Regions from separate parts of the Mus musculus genome. Here regions 1, 2 and 3 are each linked to region 4. The links are chromatin loops, found by intact Hi-C in ENCODE. Cell type or tissue: heart. All regions are shown on one strand.

Region 1 (5,000 bases), 150 kb before region 4:
CTTCTGTCACTCCTAAAAGAATTAGTCGGGAATTATACAGGTAATTTATTTTTGTTTTGCTAGCTGATGTGGGTTTTTCTTGGAAAAGGGTACAGCATTCAGTCTCTTGTCTCAGATACCAAGAGCGAATCCACTTGAGTCATTCGGGAATTGTTTAGCTGTAATACAGATTAAATAAAACTTTGAAGATGACGGAGCAGGTTTCCAAGAGATGAGGATCTGTATAATTGGTGATACATATAAACACGCTAACCTTCAAATCTATGGATGCTAATACACATTTGGTAACAAAAGAGGAGGAAAAAGCAAAAACCAGTTAATACATAAAGCATCGCCAATAAACCAATGGTCCCCGAGGGACCAAGCTTGCGATGTCCTCTTTTCTGAAAGATAACATCTGTCACAAGACCCTGAAATCCTTCTTGTATGACAAACACGAGGGACCTTTCCAGAGGGGACGAACTGCTCACGGTTGAATGTCAGGCCTCGCTGCCAACCAGAATCACCAGAGGTGCCTCTGGACTTTGCCTCATTCATTTCCCTTCCGCAACCCAGCCCTGCGATGACCCATCTACACTCAGCGGTGACCAGAGCAGGTGCTGAGGGGCTCGAATGAACAGGTTGCGGGGTCCCCTTACCCCATTACATACCGGAGGGAGAAAAGGCTGTGGTTACCCTTCCTCGGCTAGGAAAAGTAAGAGAGCGTTCAAAGCCTCCGCCAGGGCTGCATCAAGAGCCCAGCTCGTCTGCCTGGGTCACAAACCCAGGCAAGCGCCCTTTGTTTACGGAAGTGACGTAATCTGGGCGGGGCCCTCCGAGAGGCGAAAAGCCCCGCCTCTCCCAGGTCCCTTAGCGATGCTCGCGTCTCTGCTTTGGGCTCCGTCTTCCCATAGCCGCCTTCAGGTATGGCTCCAGCGGCTGCGGGAAAGAGGAGTTGTTGTTGGCCACTCCACTTCTGCCTGTCTCATGGCCTCATGGAAACTGGCTGTATATTGTCCTCACCGGAAGCGGCCAGCCACCTCGGTGAAGGACCGCCCCATGCACTGCAATTCCCAGCATGCCTTTCGAACAAATCGAAGGCGGAGCCTATTGTCCCCTTGCGGCGGATCCACACCTCGGATTGGCTGCTTTTAGTTTGGCTTGAGAAGCGGTATTGGGTTCAGCATCCCTGATGCTGTGCCGCCAAGTGTGATTCTGTAAATAGCCAGTATCCAAGCATTGCAGTTGGGTGTGGTGGGGGTGGGGTGAGTGCGTTTAGGTTTTCTGTGTACCTGTCTGTCTGTCTATCAGTCTTTCTTCGTTTTCTTTGCCTTTTTTTGACCAAGTCTCGTATAGCCGACACTGCTCAGGAACCGGTTATGTTGTTGAGATCTTCCTGCCTGCGCTTCTCATACGGGTATGTGTCACTCGTCCCACTTTACCTCACTACAGTCCTTTAAGGTAATGTCAAAATCCCCGTTTTAGAAGTGATTCTGAGGTCGGGCGTGGTGGCGCACGCCTTTAATCCCAGCACTTGGGAGGCAGAGGCAGGCGGGTTTCTGAGTTCGAGGCCAGCCTGGTCTACAAAGTGAGTTCCAGGACAGCCAGGGCTATAAAGAGAAACCCTGTCTCGAAAAAACCGAAAAGAAAAAAAAAAAAAAAGAAAGAAAGAAAACAAATGAAATGATTCTGAGATTCAGAAAGGCTAATCAGACTTGCTGCCTGACTCCCCACTTCATCCCCGGGATTAGGAATTGAGGGCTAAGAGAGAAGGCTCAACCCTAAACTAAAGAAAACTTACCTTTCCCTCCTTGATGTGGATGCCTTCTCAGAGGGAAGATGGGACTTTTTAGATTCCGACTTTCTTAGATTGAGGTGACCCTGTCCTTCAATCTCCCCATTACCTAGGGAGGAAATTGTGTCTAGAGATTATATTGAGACAGAGCAAAAATGGAGTTACTAAGTACTTAAACTCATACTATGAGATGTTCTTCCATTAGGAAAAACAAAACCAAAAACTTGGAATTCTTAAAAAAAACAAACCAAAAAACAAAACAAAATAACAAAAACAAAAAACCCCCACAGATACAGCATTCATGGTTCCAGTTTCCAAAGTGAACACGTGTTAGGTTTCATAATTTGGTATTTTTAGGGTAAAGAACTTGAACTTAAGAAAAGGCGGAATTCTCCTGTTTGGCATCTCTGAATGGTTGTATTTTGTGAATTGATCTACAACTTGGTTTTTAAGGAATGTCATGGCCTAGGTTCTACTTTTATAAAATTATGCCATGAAAGAATGAAAGAGGGAAAGCAGTTTGGGAGCAGGCCACAGTGTGGTGCTATATTGACTTGCTTCGGAGCTGAGACCTACATGGGAAAGTTATCCCAAAAGCGATGCTATTGTTTGGCTATCTTTGTAAAACTTGGTGCCTTCTCTGCTCTGAGATGAGCTCTAAAACACTACTGAGAGATTGGAGAAGAGCTCTCCAGGGCTGAGGACCCCCAGAGACTTCTTGAAGGGACAAGTGGGCTTTTGGAGAGCTGCTGGGAACTGAAAGTACCAGGAGGATCCGCTAGGTGAAACAGCCGTGAGTGAGTAGCCATTTCTCAAGAATGTATGTATTGTGTCATAGAAGAAACAGTAGGGCCTGGGGTGGGACTTTGGGGGAGCACTGGCCCAGCATGCTTGAGGCCCTGGGTATGAGTTTTGTCACCAAAAGAGGCAAAACAGTGAATCCAGAGGAACTATTTCATTTTTACTCTAAGATGTAACAGGTTTTTAGCAGGAGGCCAAAAAGTCTTTAAAATGAGACTGTTCATTTTAAAGACTTAGACATCTAGCATTGTTACGCCTATAGTCTTTTATTAAACATACTACTTTAGGCTGTAATTTCCTTAAGAGCAAATATGTGTTGATTTCCATACCTTTAGCAGTTGAGAGTGACATAAAAAGGGTACTCATTAAATTAATGAATGAAGAAATCTTAAACTCAAGCCGGGCGTGGTGATGCACGCCTTTATTCCTAGCACTCAAGAGGCAGAGGCAGGCGGATTTCTGAGTTCGAGGCCAGCCTGGTCTCTTTTTGGCAGGATTTTCTATAGACCAGGTTGGCTCAAATGTGGAACTCTCCTGCTTTGGCCTCCCCAAATGACGAAATGGCAGTTGTGCAATAAATATCTCAGCTGTGCAGTGTCACAGCTGCCTAGGCTGCCCTTGAAGCCACAGCATCTGAAAGAGTTGGCCAAGTTACAAAGCTGACCAGATGACATCACCGTTGTCCAGGCAGATCTCTTTCCTCAGCAGAATATTTGGGGCTTTGCTAGTCCTGCCTTCCTCTAAGAGCTCTGACGAGGCGTCTGATTACCCAACCTTTGGATGTTCTGATGACTTCTTGCTAAACAAACTAAAACCTTATTTTCTGGGGGTTCTACAATGCTAATGTTTTAATTTATTTTTGTATTTCAAGTCTACACTTCCCTTTTAAAGCTAAAGTAGTTAGCAAGTTTAGGAGGTAGGTGACTGTACTCAATATTTTTGTATGCCAACTTGATACAAGCTAGAGTTATTGCAGAGAAAGGAGCCTCCCTTAAGGAAATGCCTCTATGAGATCCAGCTGTAAGGCATTTTCTCAATTAGTGATCAAGTGGGCAGGGCCTAGCCCATTGTGGGTGTTGCCATCCCTGGGCTGGGAGTCAGTCCTGAGTTCTATCAGAAAACAAGCTGAGTAAGCTGGGGAGGCAAGCCAGTAAGTAACATCTCTCCATGGCCTGTGCATCAGCTCCTGCCTCCAAGACCCTGCCCTGTGTGAGTTCCAGTCTTGACTTCCATGGTGATGAAGAGGAACATGGAAGTGTAAGCTGAATAAACCCTTTCCTCCCCAACTTGCTTCTTGGTCATGATGTTGTGTGCAGGAATACAAACCCTGACACAGTGACAGGAAGGTCTGAGTTGTTTTGATCCTTGGAGAATCTTTCCCAATCTCCTGAAGCCAGAGCAGCTTTAAAAGAAGGATTAACCAGAAAACAAAGCATACCATGGGTCATGAATCGGCTACGCTGTATACAGCTTCTCCTTTCCTCAGCTTGGTATTACCGTGTACTCCAAGGATGCTAAGAACTTGAAGGAATGGCTTATAAAGAAGCAAAGGGTAGAAGGAGGGATGTCTTTTCTATAGCTTTGAAAGATACCATGGCCACAGCCTATAAAGCAGGCTAATAACCCTCTCTCTCTCTCTCTCATATGTGTGTGTGAGATATGCTGATATATAATGTGGGTGTTTTCATCATATCAATTGTTCCGTTAGGGAACCCTGACTAATAGGAAGGGCAAGGGAGGAAAGGAGAAAAAAGGAAAACAGGAAGTAAAAGAACAACCCTGTCGTTGGGTGTGGTGGCACACACCTTTAATCCCAGTACTCGGGGCAGAGGCAGATGGATCTCTGCATATTCGGGTTTAGGACAGCCTGGTCTACAAAGTGAGTCCACAGTCAAGGCTCTGTTATACAGAGAAACCCTGTCTCAAAAAAAAAAAAAAAAAAAAAAACCCAGTTATATCCTGTTAGGAAGGGTGTTTGTTTGTTTGTTTGTTTTTGTTAGATATTTTCTTTATTTACATTCCAAATGCTATCCCGAAAGTTCCCTATATCCTCCCCCTGCCCTGCTCCCCTACCCACCCACTCTGACTTCTTGGCCCTGGCATTCCCCTGTACTGGGTTATATAAAGTTTGCAAGACCAAGGGGCCTCTCTTCCCAATGATGGCCAACTAGGCCATCTTCTGCTACATATGCAGCCAGAGACACGAACTCTGGGGGTACTGGTTAGTTCATATTGTTGTTCCACCTATAGGGTTGCAGACCCCTTCAGCTCCTTGGGTACTTTCTCTAGCTCCTCCATTGGGGGCCCTGTGTTCCATCCAATAGATGACTATGTGTAGGAAGCCGCCCTCACATTCGCCGGTGCAAGATGGCGCTGACATCCTGTGTTCTAAGTGGTAAACAAATAATCTGCGCATGTGCCAAGG
Region 2 (5,000 bases), 330 kb before region 4:
AGGGCCTGCTGTACTCTAGGAAAGCTTTACAGAGCAATAGAGCTACAGACGGAGAACCTAACACTCTATAAAGCTCCTGCCGAGGCTAATTTAGCATGAGTTATGGGCAAGAGATAACAGAAAGGACAATGGAAGAAGGAAATGGTGGTGGGAGGCTAAGTCTGACCACAAGGCCCCTAGACTCTGTGATCCTCAAAAAGAAAATCCGGCAGCTCACTGGGACAGCATGATCAAAGTATAAGTGTCTGTTTATTTGTTTCTGACAGGCTCTCACTACGGAGATCAGGCTGGGTTTGAACTCACAATCCTTCCTTTCCCTGGGATTATATGTATACACACCACACCTGGCTTTCAAAGTATAATTTTGACTTTTTAGTTCATGCATGTGAATGTTTCTGACTGCTGCATGAATGTATGTGCACCATCCATGTGCACTGAAACCAGAAGGGAGCATCCGATCCCAGGAGCTGGCTTTAAGGATCCCGTGCGAGGCTGTATATGTGCTGGGAAGGGAGTTTGGGTCCTCTGCAAGGGCAGCAAATGCTCCTCACTTCTGAGCCATCTCTCCAGCCCTTCACAGTATAACTGTGAACCCACTCACTGTGCTGGAACTTCAGACTCTCAGGACTGTAAGGGACAGGTTTATTTATGGAACGGCAGGGGAGGGGGAAAGGACAGATTATGAACTGAGAGGGACATTTCAGAGCTTAACGCTTGTACATGATGCGATCTTGCAATGACTTCAGATTTTAAGAGAGGCACAGAGCTGTAGTTTACTGAAGCTAGGAAGTTAGAGCCCGGGATGCTTTCTTAGCCCATCAATACTAAACTTCATTTGATCACTTGTGATTGAGGTACACCTGTATGTGACAGGCCTTGGAAGGGTGGTGACGAAGAAATGAAACACTTCTACTGAATAGAGAGCTAGTGGCTCAGGAGACTTAAGAAAGGGTACTGGTTTTAGAGTTGAGTAGGTTTAGAACCCTGCATCTAGATATTTAGTGTCATGAAACTTACAAGTTGCTAACACCATTTTTGTCTCAGTATCCCAAGTTTTCAAAAAAGGAAACCCTTGTCAAGCTCGTTTCACGGGGCTGTTGTCATCAATGGTGTAATCAGCATAAAATTTTAGAAAAATGAATATGTACAGAAATTCATATTTGGATATCAGCTAGACATGCAATAAGGAAAAAGAATTCAGGTTAAGAAGAGCAAACACAGCACAACAGCTGGAGATCAGGTGTTAGCGGGACTGTTCTCCAAGACGGAGCCCTCGGAACAGGAGAAGGAACGTGCAAATGTCTGTGTGAGGTTTCAGAAGGAACAAAGGCTTAGGGCAGGATAGAGCTGCTAGGCCATGGGGAGGTGGCAGGGGAAAAGAGACCAGTGACAGCAGGAATCAGTCCCTACCTCATTGAACCTATCTTTTAAAAATGCACACACACACACACACACACACACACACACATACCCAAACTGCAATTGTGAGTATGAATTGTAAGACGTACTAAGCACTATATGAAGTAGAGTAACATGAAAATATCGCCACAAAGTGGCATCTATAAAGACTTACATAAAGAGCTTCACAGACGTTCATTTAGATTTAGCCTCCAAAGGAGGCATTTGGTGCCAGAGTTCTTCTTTCTGTTTTCTGGGCTGTTTGAGATAGGGTCTAGGTTGGCCTTCTGTGTTCTGTGAGGCTGAACATGACCTTGAACTTCTGATCCTCCTGTCCTCTACCTCCCAAATGGCTGGGATTACAGGTAAGCACCACCACACTTGATCTATGCAGTGCTGGGAATAGAACCCAGGGCGTTGTGCACACAGTGCTCTAACAAATGAGCTATATCCCCAGCCCTCTATGTCTGCTCATTCTTATAATGATGTCCCCTTAATGGGCTCTATGTAACAGAGAATAAAAACCAAACTTGAAAAGCCCTCTGTGTAATCTTCCTTGGCTCCCGTTTCTGAAATACTTCATATTTAATGCTGACAAGGTCGCGGGCTGACTGGTGATGGTATCCCTTCACTAGGAAAGAAAAGGCAGGGGATCAAGAGTTCAAGTCCAGCCTGACTTCATAGAGTTTCAGGAAAGAAATACTTTTAAAAGATTAAAGGCTCGTTAAGGGTCTATGAACTCCAGAGACAGATGCAGATTAAGACTCCCCCCCCCCCACCCCCCAGAGGAAGGAAGGGATGGTGAGCAACAAGAGGGCCTGGAGTTGGCTGAAGGCCTACACAGGTTTCCCGAGTGGATGGCATAAACCGACAGTATTTGGTTCTCGGTGAAAAAAAAAAAAAAAAAAGGTGACTTTTTTTTTCTTTATTTCTATTTTTTCAAACTTGGTTTTACAGAAGACCCGGCTTGGGACCAGATCGAGTTCAGCCTTGGTTTAAGCGTCCACACCTGAGCAAGCTTCCCTGCTTCAGTGGACGGCGCAAAGCGATGCACTTATCCTCGTTAAGTGCAAACCGTTAGGAAATGCTGCACGCCAGAAGCTGCCGCACCCCAGCCCGCAGTGCGACCTGAACCCTCCGCGTCGCTGGGACGCCGGTCGGTCCCCAAGTGCCCCCAGCCTGGGGTCCTCGCGGAGGGCGCCCAGGGCCACTCGCCGCGCCCCGCCGTGCCGCGGGGCTCCGGCCAGCAGGGGGCGCTGCGGCCCGCTCTCCCGGGAGCGGCCGAGCCAGCCCGGTGGGTGTTTCTCTCTCTCTCTCTCCCTCTCCCTCTCCCTCTCGCGCTCTCTCCTCCCGGCCTCACATCCGGGTCTGGAGCGCGGCCGCCGCTGTCAGTGCCGGGCCGGGGCGCAGTCAATGGCGGCCGAGGGAGGCGGAGCGGCGGCCACGCGCAGCCCCGAGCCCCCGAAACTTTAGACTTCGGAAGCCCCACAACTTCTCGGAGGGGGGCGCGTGGGCGGAAGGGGAAGCCGAGGCGGGAAGCCCGAGGGACGCGGCCGAGCCCGGAGCCGCCGCCTCCTTTTCCCCACGCCGAGCTTGCGGCCGCGCACAGCCGCGCGCCACCGCCGCCGGCTGCCCCGGGCCACACGAGCTCGCGGCCCCGCGGGGAGGCCGTGCCGTGCGCAGTACCCCGCCGGCCGCCCCGGGTCGCGGGGCCGGCGCCCGGGTGGTGCATGCGGGGCGGGGCGGCCGCCGGGCCGAGGCGAAGATGGAAGGCTTGACGCTGAGCGACGCCGAGCAGAAATACTACTCGGATCTCTTCTCCTACTGCGACATCGAGAGCACCAAGAAGGTGGTGGTCAACGGGCGAGTGCTCGAGCTGTTCCGGGCCGCGCAGCTGCCCAACGACGTGGTCCTCCAGGTACCGCCGCGTCCCCGGCCGCGCGGGCCCCGGGCAGCGGCAGCGGGAGTGGGCTCCCCCGGGGACGGGCAGAGGCCGCAGGTGCGGGAGCGGGGTGCGCGGGGACCCCTGGAGGGGGAGGGCTCGCCGTCCGGGTGGGGGCGGGGGTCTGCGGAGCCTGCATCCCTCCGGCAGCCTGTGCACTGGAAGAGCAAGGTCCCGGGTCTCTCGGGTTGTGTGTGCATCCTAGCGTCTGCTGGATATGCCTACTATAGTCACATAGCTCTTCGACTCCCGCACAATAGGAAAGTTACGACTATAGGCAGGCAAAATGCCATATGGATTTTTGAGCGAGCCGAGCAGACTCGATGAAGTGAGATTTGTTACGCTTAAGGTATCCAAGAAGCAGGTGGTTTGGGTTTTTTTTTTAGGGGGGGGGTTGTTTTGTTTTGTTTTAAATTTAAGGAAGCTGTGTTCTTAGGGGAGACTAAGAAATTTGAACTTCTGGCTGATACTTGGCATGTAGATAGATGTGAAAAGAACTTGGTCGTAGAATGGGTGGCCGGTGGACAGTATCTTCTAGTGCCCTTCCCGGGAATAGTCAGTGGAGCTTGTGGGTTTGGTTTGGGATTTATTGAACAGCTGGAATCAGACAGCGGATAGTCTCCTCAGTCTGTAACTCTGCCACTCGTAACTCTGTAGCAGCAAGGGTAAACCTTCTTTGTCGCCTGTTTTAGAAGTGCTAATATTTGTGATGAGCATTAATGCTACTGCTTAATGATTCATAGCTGCTATAGTAAGAGCCTGTTTAAACTGTATGGGAGGAAGGAACCGTCTTAAGTTTTCATCCTCATATTGATCCCAAGCCAGTTATCCAAATCTCCAAACACATGGAGATGGAAGTGGATATAATGCAGTGGAAGCAGAATATTGGGCCAGAGGTTTGATTTTACTTTGTTTTGAGACAGCTTATTGCTTTATATCCCAGACTAGCCCTGAACTCAGGGTCCTGTTGCCCCCTCAACTGCTCAGGTGCTGGGACGTGGGTGTGGGCTGGGCCAGGAGTCTCCAGGCTTTTAGAAATCTCATCACTCTGCCTCCTCAGCCTCCAGTTCTCTGAGGCCCATCTTAGAGTGAAAGTCAGTTTTCTTCTAACAGAAACCCTTGTGATATAAAAATTTCTACACACACCTCGAATATAGACAATACCCGAGTGCCTACTGTGGTTTAGGGAGTGAATTCTTTCTCACTTTGCTTTTGTTTCATTTTGTCATTTTTTCTTAACCCTGGGGTGTGGTGGGGAAAGGTGAGTGTTTTAGGTACCAGGGAAGGATAAGAAAGTCTCAGATCTGTGCTGCTGAAGAGGACAACATAGTGACAATTTTAGGCTTTCCCAACAATTCAGATTCTGTGTGGATTCACTGTTTTTGTTTTTATGGCCCTCTTACGATGAGGAAACCAGGTTTAGCTTGGGTTCACACAAAACATCCCATAGTTTGCTGATGGGTTAAATGATATGGGGCTAGTGTCTAATGGATTTGGTACAAAACTTACAGGTTCTGGACAAGAAGCCCCCCATATTCTATTTTAGCTCATGTCTTTGGGGTTCAGAGTTAACTGGAAATGACTTTGTCATTCTAATGGTACACAAGACTTTTTTAGGGTGTTTACATGTTTAGGGCATAGAAATTAGTGTCCATTAACC
Region 3 (5,000 bases), 69 kb before region 4:
GTGCTACTCATGGTCTCATGACGTCAGGGAGGAACCTATGGCTACATCACCCTTTCACTTCAGGACATTTCTTGAGGAAACAAACACTTTATACTGTTTATATGGTGCTTGATAAACGACAAGGTTTAAAAACAGCACTTGTTTCCTTTGCTTACCACCCTGCAAGGTGGTCCTACTAGGTGATCTGAGATCATTAATGTCATCTATTGTAAAACACCACCATCAACAGGACAAGCTGATGTAAAACAGGGGAAGACGGAAAAAGTTTGTCTACTAAGTTTTTTGTTTTTGTTTTGTTTTGTTTTGTTTTGTTTTTTTAAGACAGGGTTTTCTTTGTAGCTCTGGCTGTCTTGGAACTCATTCTATAGACCAGACTGGCTCGACCTTAGCCTCTCTCTGCTTCCTGAGAGCTGGCATTAAAGCCTGAGTCTCACTCCTTCCCACCTCATGAGTTTACTAGTTTCGTGCTTGCTTTGTTCCTGTCCGGCAGAGAGGCGAGCTAGCACCACTTTGGAGACTGATCCTAAGGTCAGAAAGCGGTACTGAAATGTGGGTCAACTTCACTATAGAAACCAAAGACGATGCTTTCTGAGCAAACACAGCAACGCGGCCAATGGGATTTTTAGCTTCGGGATATTGGACTCAGTCTCCTTAAATTCTTCTTAGCAGAAGGTTTGAGTTAGCTGGGTGTCTCGTGACTATGATCTTAAGGGCGTTTAGTTAAAACATTTTCCAGGCCCCGGATTTGGGGTTCTAGGTTCTGGTAACCTAACTCAACGGTTGAGGGATGGATGAAACAGGCAACTGTCTCTGAACTGTTCGCACCTGAGGAGCAGGAAAGCACTAAGGAGACACTAAGAAAAACTCTTGAAGCACTATGGTCACTATGGTTTTCGGAGGGTTTTTTGTTTGTTTGTTTGTTTGTTTTTGTTCCTCTGGACTCCCAGTTGACTACAGAACTCTTGGTCAGCGGGTGACTTATTGAGGTCTTCCACGAGGTCCACAAAAGCGTCCCAGAAGTCTTGAGAGCTTTGCAGGAGAGAGACCAGGGGGGCTCAGACGAGCCGCCCAGCGTTTCCAGGGAGGCAGGACGGAGCCTCAGCCGCCACCGCAGCAGCGCAGGTGAGCTGCCGAGTTCTTGGTTGGCCCCGCAGTCCGGCGCCTCTGCGACGCCCGCGCAGCGCCCCACTCGGGCCTGGGGTGCGGGCGGCGACTGGGCCCCGGCGCCCGGGGGCTCGGCTGGGGGCGTGGGCGGCGACCCGGAGCTCCGGGACTGCGCGGCCGCCCCAGCAGGGTGCGCTGGGGCGCCGGGCGGCCAACGGCCTGGGCGCAGGGCGCGGCGGGCGCGGGAGCCGCAGGTGGTTCCCAGCCGGCCTTTCTCCTCCCCCTTCCCTTTCTCCGGCCGCCCTCCCTCGCGCCCGTGGCGGCGGCACTTCCCCCGCTTCCTCCTCCCTCTCCAATCCAGAGGGAGGGAAGGAGCCGAGGCGCTTTCCTGCCTGCAAACTTCAGCGGGGCCCGCCGCGGCCGCCCGGGAGCTGCTCCGGGAACTTTCTCGGCCGCGCTGCTCCAGAGCCCCGGAGGAGGCAAGCAGCCGCGCGGCACCGGGTTAGGGTCTCCGCGCGGTCCCTGCGCCTCCTCGCCGCCCGGCCTCGTCCCCGCGGCAGCTGCCCCGGGACCCTCCTTTGTGTTGGATGCGGACCCGCGCCCATCGTCCCCGGGGCCCGGCGTGAACTCCGTGATCGCCGGTCCGCCGGCACCCCGCGTGCCCAGCCATGCCCTTCCACCAACGAAGCGTAGAGCCCGCACGGCTGCGCCGGCCCGACGAGGCGGCACTGGCTCGGGCTGGGGACCCGCCGCTCTTCCGCTCGCTGGAGCAGGTCAGCTCGCACACCCTGGTCTGCCTGCTCGCCCAGCTGGCCGACCTGTCGCGCTGCGCTGGGGACATTTTCGGGGAGCTCGAGGGCCAGGCGGCTGCGCTGGGTCACCGCACCGCCGAGTTGCACCGTCGCCTGGACGCCCTGCACGCCGCCGCCGCGCGTCTGGACCACCGGCGAGTGAAAATCCGTGAGTGGCTGGTGGCCCCGGGGAGGGCACCGCGGCACAGAGGCGCTCGGCCAGCTGCTGCCTCCCGCCCCCTGGCGGCCCAGGCTCAGCTTTCTGACCTCCTCGGGAGCCCACGGGTGTCGGTGGCTCGGGTGGGGAGGCAGTCCAGGTAGCAATATACGTGTGATGAGCCCCGATTCTGGCCTCCAAAAAACTGACTTGGAGTGGGCGCAGAGTGTGGCTTTTGGGAGTGCCATTCCTCTGCTCTGTCAGTGGGAAACTGACGAGCAGCAACAGCTATGGCACAAGTGATGGTGTCCTGTCGAAGTCATTACTATTGCTATGTGCTAAAACACACAGCTTTTAAGCGGTGGACACCTCACACTTGAGGATCAGTTTGTGGACAATCTCTGGGGACCAAGCGAGGATTGCAGCAGCTTGTCACAGCTGCGCAACACCCCACCCCCCGCGCCCCCCGCAGGTATTGTACCTGTGGCATTACCTTCCAAAGAAAGCACACAAACTTGAGGTTTTTACTTTTAGCCTTGAATTTTGTTTCCTTTTCCAGAGTGGCCACTGGTTCTTTGTTATTCAGAGGACCTTGACCTTGAGCTGGGACTCTGTCTTTGGCCCTCTTCAACCCCCCAGATTAAGTCTATGTCTTGACATTGTAATCTCCAAGTGCCCATCTCTTTTCAGCAGCTTTAACTGGCTCTGATGAATGAAGGGACTGGAATTTCCTGCTGGCCTAAACTAAGAAACTTTCAGTGTGATGCCTGGGTGGTTTCTCCCTTTCCAGTAGGTGAACTTGTTCATGCTACTTAGTGCAAAGAGTAAATTGGGGATGGCTGATGGATTGCCGGGTGGGAGGGGAGATACTGGTATAACAGCCCACGCCTAGGTTTCAGCAGCTCTGCATGAAAAATGGCCCGACTTAGAATCACTTCATACGTGTGTAATCCGGAGTAGCTTGTTTTCCAGCTTGAAAACCCAAGTCACGTTTAACCATCTCGAAGCTTAGGAGTTCGAATTTTCACAAATTTGAATCTACTACTTACATATGCCGCTGTAATGTGTTTCCTAAGTTGTGCATTTCTGGTTATGCTAAAACACACAGCTTTTAAGTGGTGGACAGCTTTCAACCCAGGAGAGTGGGAGGGGATGAGAAGGGGCGTGGAGTCAAAATGACCTAATAATTTGTACGGAACATAATCAGAATCTATTTAGTTCATGTGAACGATGACCTCATGCATAGGATGTGCTGTCCTAGGGGACCTTCACTGTAAACCTGGCAGTCCTGTTTGTTTCTGTGCCTTTTTGTGTTGGGTGTGTGCACCTGGGTGAGTGAGACTGTCATCCCTGACGTGCAGTGTGGTGAGGCCGCTCTAACTACTGGGTGAAGAACTCTAAGGGAAGTAAACAAAACAAAACAAAGAGAACACATTCTAGTTACATGGAATGGAGTGTTGCCCCATTCTGTAATTGCAGAACAAGGCCAATTACAATTTTAAGATAACCTGTAGAAAAATAAACAATATTCCTTGATGTTAAAACTCTTTCCTTGCTGGCTGGAGAGATGGCTCAGAGGTTAAGGACACTAGCTGCTCTCTTCTAGAGGGCCCTGGTTCAATTCCCAGCATCACCATTGCAGATCATGGCTCCCTGTAAGTCCAGTTGCTAGGGGATCCAACACCCCATACAGACATACACACAGGCAAAACACCAGCACATAAAGTAAAAATAAACTGAGGAAAGAGACCGCTTATTTTGCTAGTTTTGCTTTGCATTTGAATATATTTCCTCCTCTACCTCCTCCTTTTAGATGGAGACTCATATAGTCATGACTGGTCTTGAACTTGCTATATAGCTAAGGTGGGCCTTGAACTCCATATCATCTTGCCTCCAACTTCCAAGTGCTGCTACATGCAAATGACATCACCTCCTGCTCACTTTCCTTTCTTTGAATATGTGTATTCCAATAAACAATACTGCCCAGCAGCTCCCTGAATTCTCTCTAAAGTTGTTTTTGAAGCGACTGAAATAATTCTCTTCAAAGTTTTCACAGGCATGTCATTTCAAGTGGCTTTAATTTTATACCAGTAATCCTGGTTCATCATTTTCATATAATCATGAAAGCTTTTATCAAAAGTAATTATGCCTAGATCATAGGTGTGCATACAGAGAAAAAGATGAGTTATTAAACACATTATTAGGTTTGGTCCCATTTTTGCACGCAACTCTTTTTGTGTGCTAAGAGCCTATATATTCATATAATAAAAACCCTATATATTTATCCTATTTAGCATCTGCAGGATTCTTTTAAAGCAATGCCTTGTCTACCATAGTGGCTCATATCCACAGTCCCAGCATGTGGAAGGTGCCTAGCCTTGAACTCACAGTGCTAGGACTGAAGGTACCACTGTGCCTGACGTGTTGATCTTTTATAAGCAGGTCTTCAAAGTTACATCCTTCATTCATGAACCTTCGTATTGAGAATTGACTGTAAATTGACTAATTTCATGAACTCATAACCAGAGGAGTAGTCAAAGCCAAAAGACTTGAAGTGATTTGTCTAGGCTGAGGGCTGGCGCACAGACCTTTGATTGCCTCCCTTGCTGTCCATTGCTTATGTGTGTAGCTTCACTGTAGGAGTGTTTAGAGATAGGGATCGAAGTGTAGACACATGCTGGGAACTGTCAGAGGGCTGCCTGAGAACCTTAATTTCATCTCTCTGGTAAGATATACCTGTTAATGAGTCTCCAGCAGCACATGCACGAGAGGGGGCCAGGATCCAGTTCTTATTTCACTCATGACTGCCCATAACCACCACATGTAAGGTTGCACCACACGTACCGGTGGTAACCTGAAAAACAACACTTAGTCCTGTGGGCCAGTCCTACTGGTTTCAAGGATCACGAGGAATATTTCTTCAGGCTTGCCATCTTCCAAATATCATA
Region 4 (5,000 bases):
AAAAAAAGCAAAACCAAAAATACTAAATATTAAAAACCTCAAGATTAATGTTACTAACAAGTCCAGACAAGCTGGAAATATGTGGAGCCCTTTCTCCAAACAATCAAAAAGTGACTGTCTGCAGTGTATGTTTTATTCTCTGATTGCAAGGTGCAATATAAGGAGCGCTTTACATTGGTAGGCCACCAATGTAAAGCCTTAAGATAGACTTCCTGTCGGGCGTGGTGGCACACGCCTTTAATCCCAGCACTTGGGAGGCAGAGGCAGGCGAATTTCTGAGTTCGAGGCCAGCCTCGTCTACAGAGTAAGTTCCAGGACAGCCAGGGCTACACAGAGAAACCCTGTCTCGAAAAAAGCCAAAAAAAAAAAAAAAAGATAGATTTCCTGTGAAGTTCAGACAAGGCAGGATGAATTCGCTGCAGCTACTGCCTCTAGGGACTGTCCCAAAGGATTTCGGTCATCTGACACATTGCAGCTTTGAGGGGGGAGTGCCCCGCCCACCCAAGCCTCAGTTGAATGTGGGTGAGAAATGGAGGTGAATTTCAAACGTAACACAGCTTTGTTAACTAACTTCCCAGGAACAGCTCTGCTGTTAATTGTGGCAAACAGCCTGGGATGTCTTTGTGGTACTGTGGATTCTTTCAAGGTCTTTGGCGATCCTGCCAAGCGGGATCACCCCTTCATAATTGTAAGCATCTTACTAAATGAAACACTTGGTTCCTTTATATAGTTTTAACTGTGTCACAACAGCTTGGCACCCCATTTCAACCCTCAAAATTATATTTTATTTTGTTTTGTTTTCTTCATATAATCCTTTCAGCCTAATCTATTTTTAGATTTTAGAAGTGCTTTGTATGTATTGGATGGAAAAACCTTAATTTAAAAAATTACTCCCTATGACCCTGAGGGCCTCCCATTGTACTTTAACAATAGTGGAGACACTACATTGTTTATTCTGACTGTCTAGTGCTGGTGGTTAGGGAACTTTAGCAGCACATCTCGGCGAGCCTCAAGGGTGGCAGTTTAAGTCCTTCATTATTACAGTTGCTGGCACAAAGTGCTCCGGGCTTATCCCACTGGCCAGACAGGAGAGGAATCCAGACCTCCAGCCTTCTCTTTAAGCCTCCAAGAACTGTCTGTCCATCCCTTCAGTACCAGGTTGCCTGATGATGGTCAGATCAGTACTGAGGAAATGCCTTTCCAGCCAAGTTGTGTAAGACTTGCAGAGGGAAAGATGCTTCATCATGGCTACTTTTTCTTTCTCGTTTCTGCTCACTGCCCCCTTTCCTTCTTCTCCTTAGTGTCAAGGGAAAGAATAGTGATCAAAGCGAAGGGATCCAGAAACAACACCGTGCTACAGGAAAGAGGAGAAAATTAGGCTCTGTTGGAGCATCTCTGCCTGTCCTTCATAGTTCTCTTCCCAGACCCAGGGGGATCCATTTCCACAATGGCAGTTTTATGATGCAAACTGGAGCCTCAAAATCCCTAACAGAAAACTTGAAGGATAAGTTTTTCATTGCACTCTGCTCAGTAGTCTGCACTACTTTGTGGTTTGAGCACAACGATCTGTTGGTCCAGTGTGTATTTTATATACTACCTGCCAGCCACTTAGCAGCCACTTCGATTATCAGTTTAATTGTATATTGCTTGCGTTTAAACCAGTTTTATTTTACATAAGAATGGCTCCAAAGTGCAAGAATATTGATGCCAATATACACGAATGAAACTATAAAGAGATCCTCTTAAATGAGGTGACAAAACACAATACTTTTAGAGACGAGAGGAGCAGAAAAAAAGAGATAACCTCATAAAACCCTCACTGGAATAAACTGCTTTATTTCTTTTTTTAGTATACTTTGCTGTTACTCTTTTATCACTTTTGATCTATTACTGGGCATTGTTCATAGATTAAATTTTGCCATAGGTATATGTGTCTAGGGGATTACATGGGCTCAGTACCCGCTACGGTTTCAGATAGCTACCAACATTGTGGAGGATGGTGACTATAGTATCTAGATCCTGTAACACACATGCAAAGATGGAGCCAGGAGCAACCAAGAGCTTTACCAGACTCTGGGCCCCTCATTTTCTTTCTCTCTCTCTTTCTCTCTTCCTCTCTTTCTCTCTTTCTCTCTTTCTCTCTTTCTCTCTTTCCTTCCCTTCCCTTCCCTTCCCTTCCCTTCCCTTCCCTTCCCTTCCCTTCCCTTCCCTTCCCTTCCCTTCCCCCCTTCCCTTCCACTTCCCTTCCCTTCCTTCTTTCTTTTAAAGATTTATTTATTTTATGTGTATAAGTGTACTGTAGCTCTCTTTAGACACATCAGAAGAGGACATCAGATCTCATTGCAGATGGTTGTGAGCCACCATCTTACTGGGAATTGAACTCAGGACCTCTGGAAAAGCAGTCAGTGCTCTCAACCTCAGAGCCATCTCTCCAGCCTCACTTTCTATTTTTCTAATCAGGGTACCTCCCCCTCCCCCTCAACAGTCCCTCAGCCCTGCCCTGTCTTTGTACAGGACCACTTTTACTCTATTTGTATGTATAGCCATGTCTTGTGAAAATTAAAACATCCTTACAAGAGAAACTTCTTTTTATAATCTAGTCCAGTACATTCTACTTTGTTGAAATTGGTTCTTAAAATTTTTAATATTTTTAAATTTTTAACTATTCCCATCTTTTTGTGACAACCTAGTAGGCTTTTTTGTTTGTTTGTTTGTTTGTTTGTTTGTTTTTTGACAAAAATGTGCACATATAATGATTTAAATAATTGTTTAGCAAGCACAGATAAGATTTACAAGCCTGTGAGCAATCTCTGCCCTGTGTCCCACGATAAAGTTGGTGTGGCACATGGGCAACTTTTTACTTTGTGAAGTTAGGACTTTCTAAGTTTACTTCCCAAGGCTCAAGAAATGTTGAATTGGTGGGTAGGTGCACAAGGACTTAGCTCTAGTGTAAGTAGCCACCTAGTGGCAGCTGTCTGCATCTGACCAGGGTCCTGTGTTGAGTGAAGTCCTCTGATTTCTCCTCTGAGAAAGGCCATCTGTGACTTACAGGGCTTGCCTGGCAGCTTGGGGACGCGTCCCAACCCCTCCATATAGTCTTTCCTTTGTTGATGGGTGGGCTCCATTGCTGTACTTCCCTAACAATTACTGTCTATTGTCTTCATCTTCCGCGGAGAGGTGCTTTCAGCTCTGGCTGCCGCTCCTTAGGATTCCAAGCACTTGGCATTGGGCCCACACATCTGTAGAGTTACAAGCTCCTGAGGTAACTATGCATGGCCGTGGTTTACAAATACCAACACAGACTAGCACCCTAGGATCAAAGCATTCAAGGAAAATGTGCCAGTGTCCCACCTTGCTCCTCAGAAGAGGTAAGAAAGGACTTTTCCCCCCTCAGGGCCAGGGAGATTGAGAAGTCCGGGGAGCTGGCATCCGAGTTGGCCACGGAAAGTGAAGCTGTCAGGGTTTTGGCTCTGTTTAGCTCCATCCTCCCAAACACTTTGATGGTCTCCCAGCCAGCTCTGAAATAGCTGTGAATAGGAATCTGATTGTTGCGTGCCATGAAAGACCAAACAAACTGGCAATTTAGAGAAGTCTTTGTGTCACCCCTCCCTTGCAGCACCCACTTTCTCCACCCCCCCCCCAATAATTAATGTGATCAAATAACCCCCCTCATGTTTAGAAGCCCGAGATCAGCATATCAAAGGGTGGGAAGGGCCTGGCAATCCTTACCAAACTCGCTCTGAGGGAAACAAAACTTATTTGCATAGGAAGAGACTTCTCTCTCTTTGCCTACAGCTGAGGAGTTTCCCCATAACTCCCTGTTTTGGGAGAAAATTGGCCAATTCCCTTTTTGATTCAGTCATTTCCTGAAGGTAATTCCCGAGAGTTGAAGCTCTGGGTCCAAATCCCCTCCGAGGTGGGAATGAATTGACAAGTGGAAGCCCCGGCAGTTTACTAATTCATAACTCTACCCCCTCCTTCTTCGTGTTGCTAAACACTATAATCTGTGACCTGAAAGGAAGAACACTACCAGCAAGTAAATATTGAAAAGGCCCTATGAAGTATAATGTGTGTGAATTGTGCCTGGGGAGCCCGTCTGCTGGGATGAAGTTCTCATCTGCTAATGAAAGTGAGGCGGTGGTTTTACAGGAGGTTGAAAGGAAATACTTTTAAAGTGCTAAGGGCTGGAGTTTAGTGTGTGAGTATTCCGTGTGACTGAGCGCGCACTGTTGTGAATGAATGAACTCTGTGCCACCGAGGACCACTGGGAACCCTGAGAGGAAGTGGAAGCATGACTCACGGATGTGCTTGAACTGTGTATCAAGGTGTGTGTGTGTGTGTGTGTGTGTGTGCGCGCGCACGCGTGCTAACTTCAGAGCCAGATCTGAAGCCTGGTAGGAAGAAAGACCTTGGATCATAGCAAGGAGAGGGCTCCTGGCTTACAGCGCTAGGCTACTACCCACATCTGAGGACAGCGGCCCAGTCTCTTCTGTGCAGTCTCGGGCGTGCATCGCCTGTCCGGAGGATTCACATCACCCTCAAGACTCAGCCAGGCTGGATGTCACTCACGGTGGCTTTGTTCTAAAGGCCTCCAGATGAGATTTATCTAGGCATCTGGTAAGTGAAACTTTTAAGTTTTACAATTTGAACCAAGCTGCTTAAATGGAGCGAGGGATTTGGCTAGAGAAGCCCATGGAGAAGACAACACGCAGTGCGCATCCATTGGTAGCGAAAGTGGGGGCCACTGGGGACCTTTGGCCTCTGTCTCTCGCAGCATGAGTGCCGGGGCTTCCAGAGAAAGGCTCATGATTGTCTGGAGGCAAAAGCTTTTCTCCAAAACTCGTGGAAAGGAAACAGCTCCTTGCTCTCTTGCTTTATACGCTGTAGTGTATTTAGAAAATGTTCAGAGCAGCCTACTAAAACATCCGTGTTATCTGCCTGCCTGCCCCGCCCCATGTTTAGCGCTGCCTATGTGTTTCTACAGTGCTGATATTAAGGAG

The links. A loop is a pair of places that touch in the nucleus more often than their neighbours do. Peaks named below come from ENCODE experiments on the same cell type or tissue, not always from the same donor. Only the 100,000 strongest peaks of a DNase experiment are listed, where the experiment ranks them.
Region 1: it touches region 4 in a loop (6-fold over the local background); 27 of 42 quality-filtered maps call a loop at or near these places.
Region 2: a loop joins it to region 4, with 2.4 times the contacts of the local background. A loop is called at or near these places in 5 of 42 quality-filtered maps.
Region 3: it touches region 4 in a loop (6-fold over the local background); 15 of 42 quality-filtered maps call a loop at or near these places.

The regions. Positions count from the first base shown.
Region 1 is chr10:18,234,202-18,239,201 of GRCm38, forward strand. Ccdc28a (coiled-coil domain containing 28A) reads right to left here and starts at 780. Exons shown (of 6, transcript NM_144820.4): 1 at 651-780. In heart, a CTCF peak has its summit at 2,331; DNase peaks (open chromatin) are centred at 1,060 and 3,130; H3K4me3 peaks cover 1,482 bases; H3K27ac peaks cover 1,040 bases.
Region 2 is chr10:18,052,800-18,057,799 of GRCm38, forward strand. Reps1 (RalBP1 associated Eps domain containing protein) reads left to right here and starts at 3,141. Exons shown (of 20, transcript NM_009048.2): 1 at 3,141-3,316. The coding sequence starts at 3,164. In heart, a CTCF peak has its summit at 2,647 (motif pointing right); a DNase peak (open chromatin) is centred at 2,752; H3K4me3 peaks cover 2,521 bases; H3K27ac peaks cover 3,113 bases.
Region 3 is chr10:18,317,213-18,322,212 of GRCm38, forward strand. It overlaps a transcript of Nhsl1 not described here. Among named protein-coding and RNA genes, the nearest start is that of Ccdc28a, 85 kb to the left of the region's middle. In heart, CTCF peaks have their summits at 1,340 and 2,137 (motif pointing left); DNase peaks (open chromatin) are centred at 1,429 and 2,059; H3K4me3 peaks cover 2,661 bases; H3K27ac peaks cover 1,743 bases.
Region 4 is chr10:18,385,894-18,390,893 of GRCm38, forward strand. It overlaps a transcript of Nhsl1 not described here. Among named protein-coding and RNA genes, the nearest start is that of Nhsl1, 19 kb to the right of the region's middle. In heart, a CTCF peak has its summit at 2,977 (motif pointing left); DNase peaks (open chromatin) are centred at 478, 3,068 and 4,318.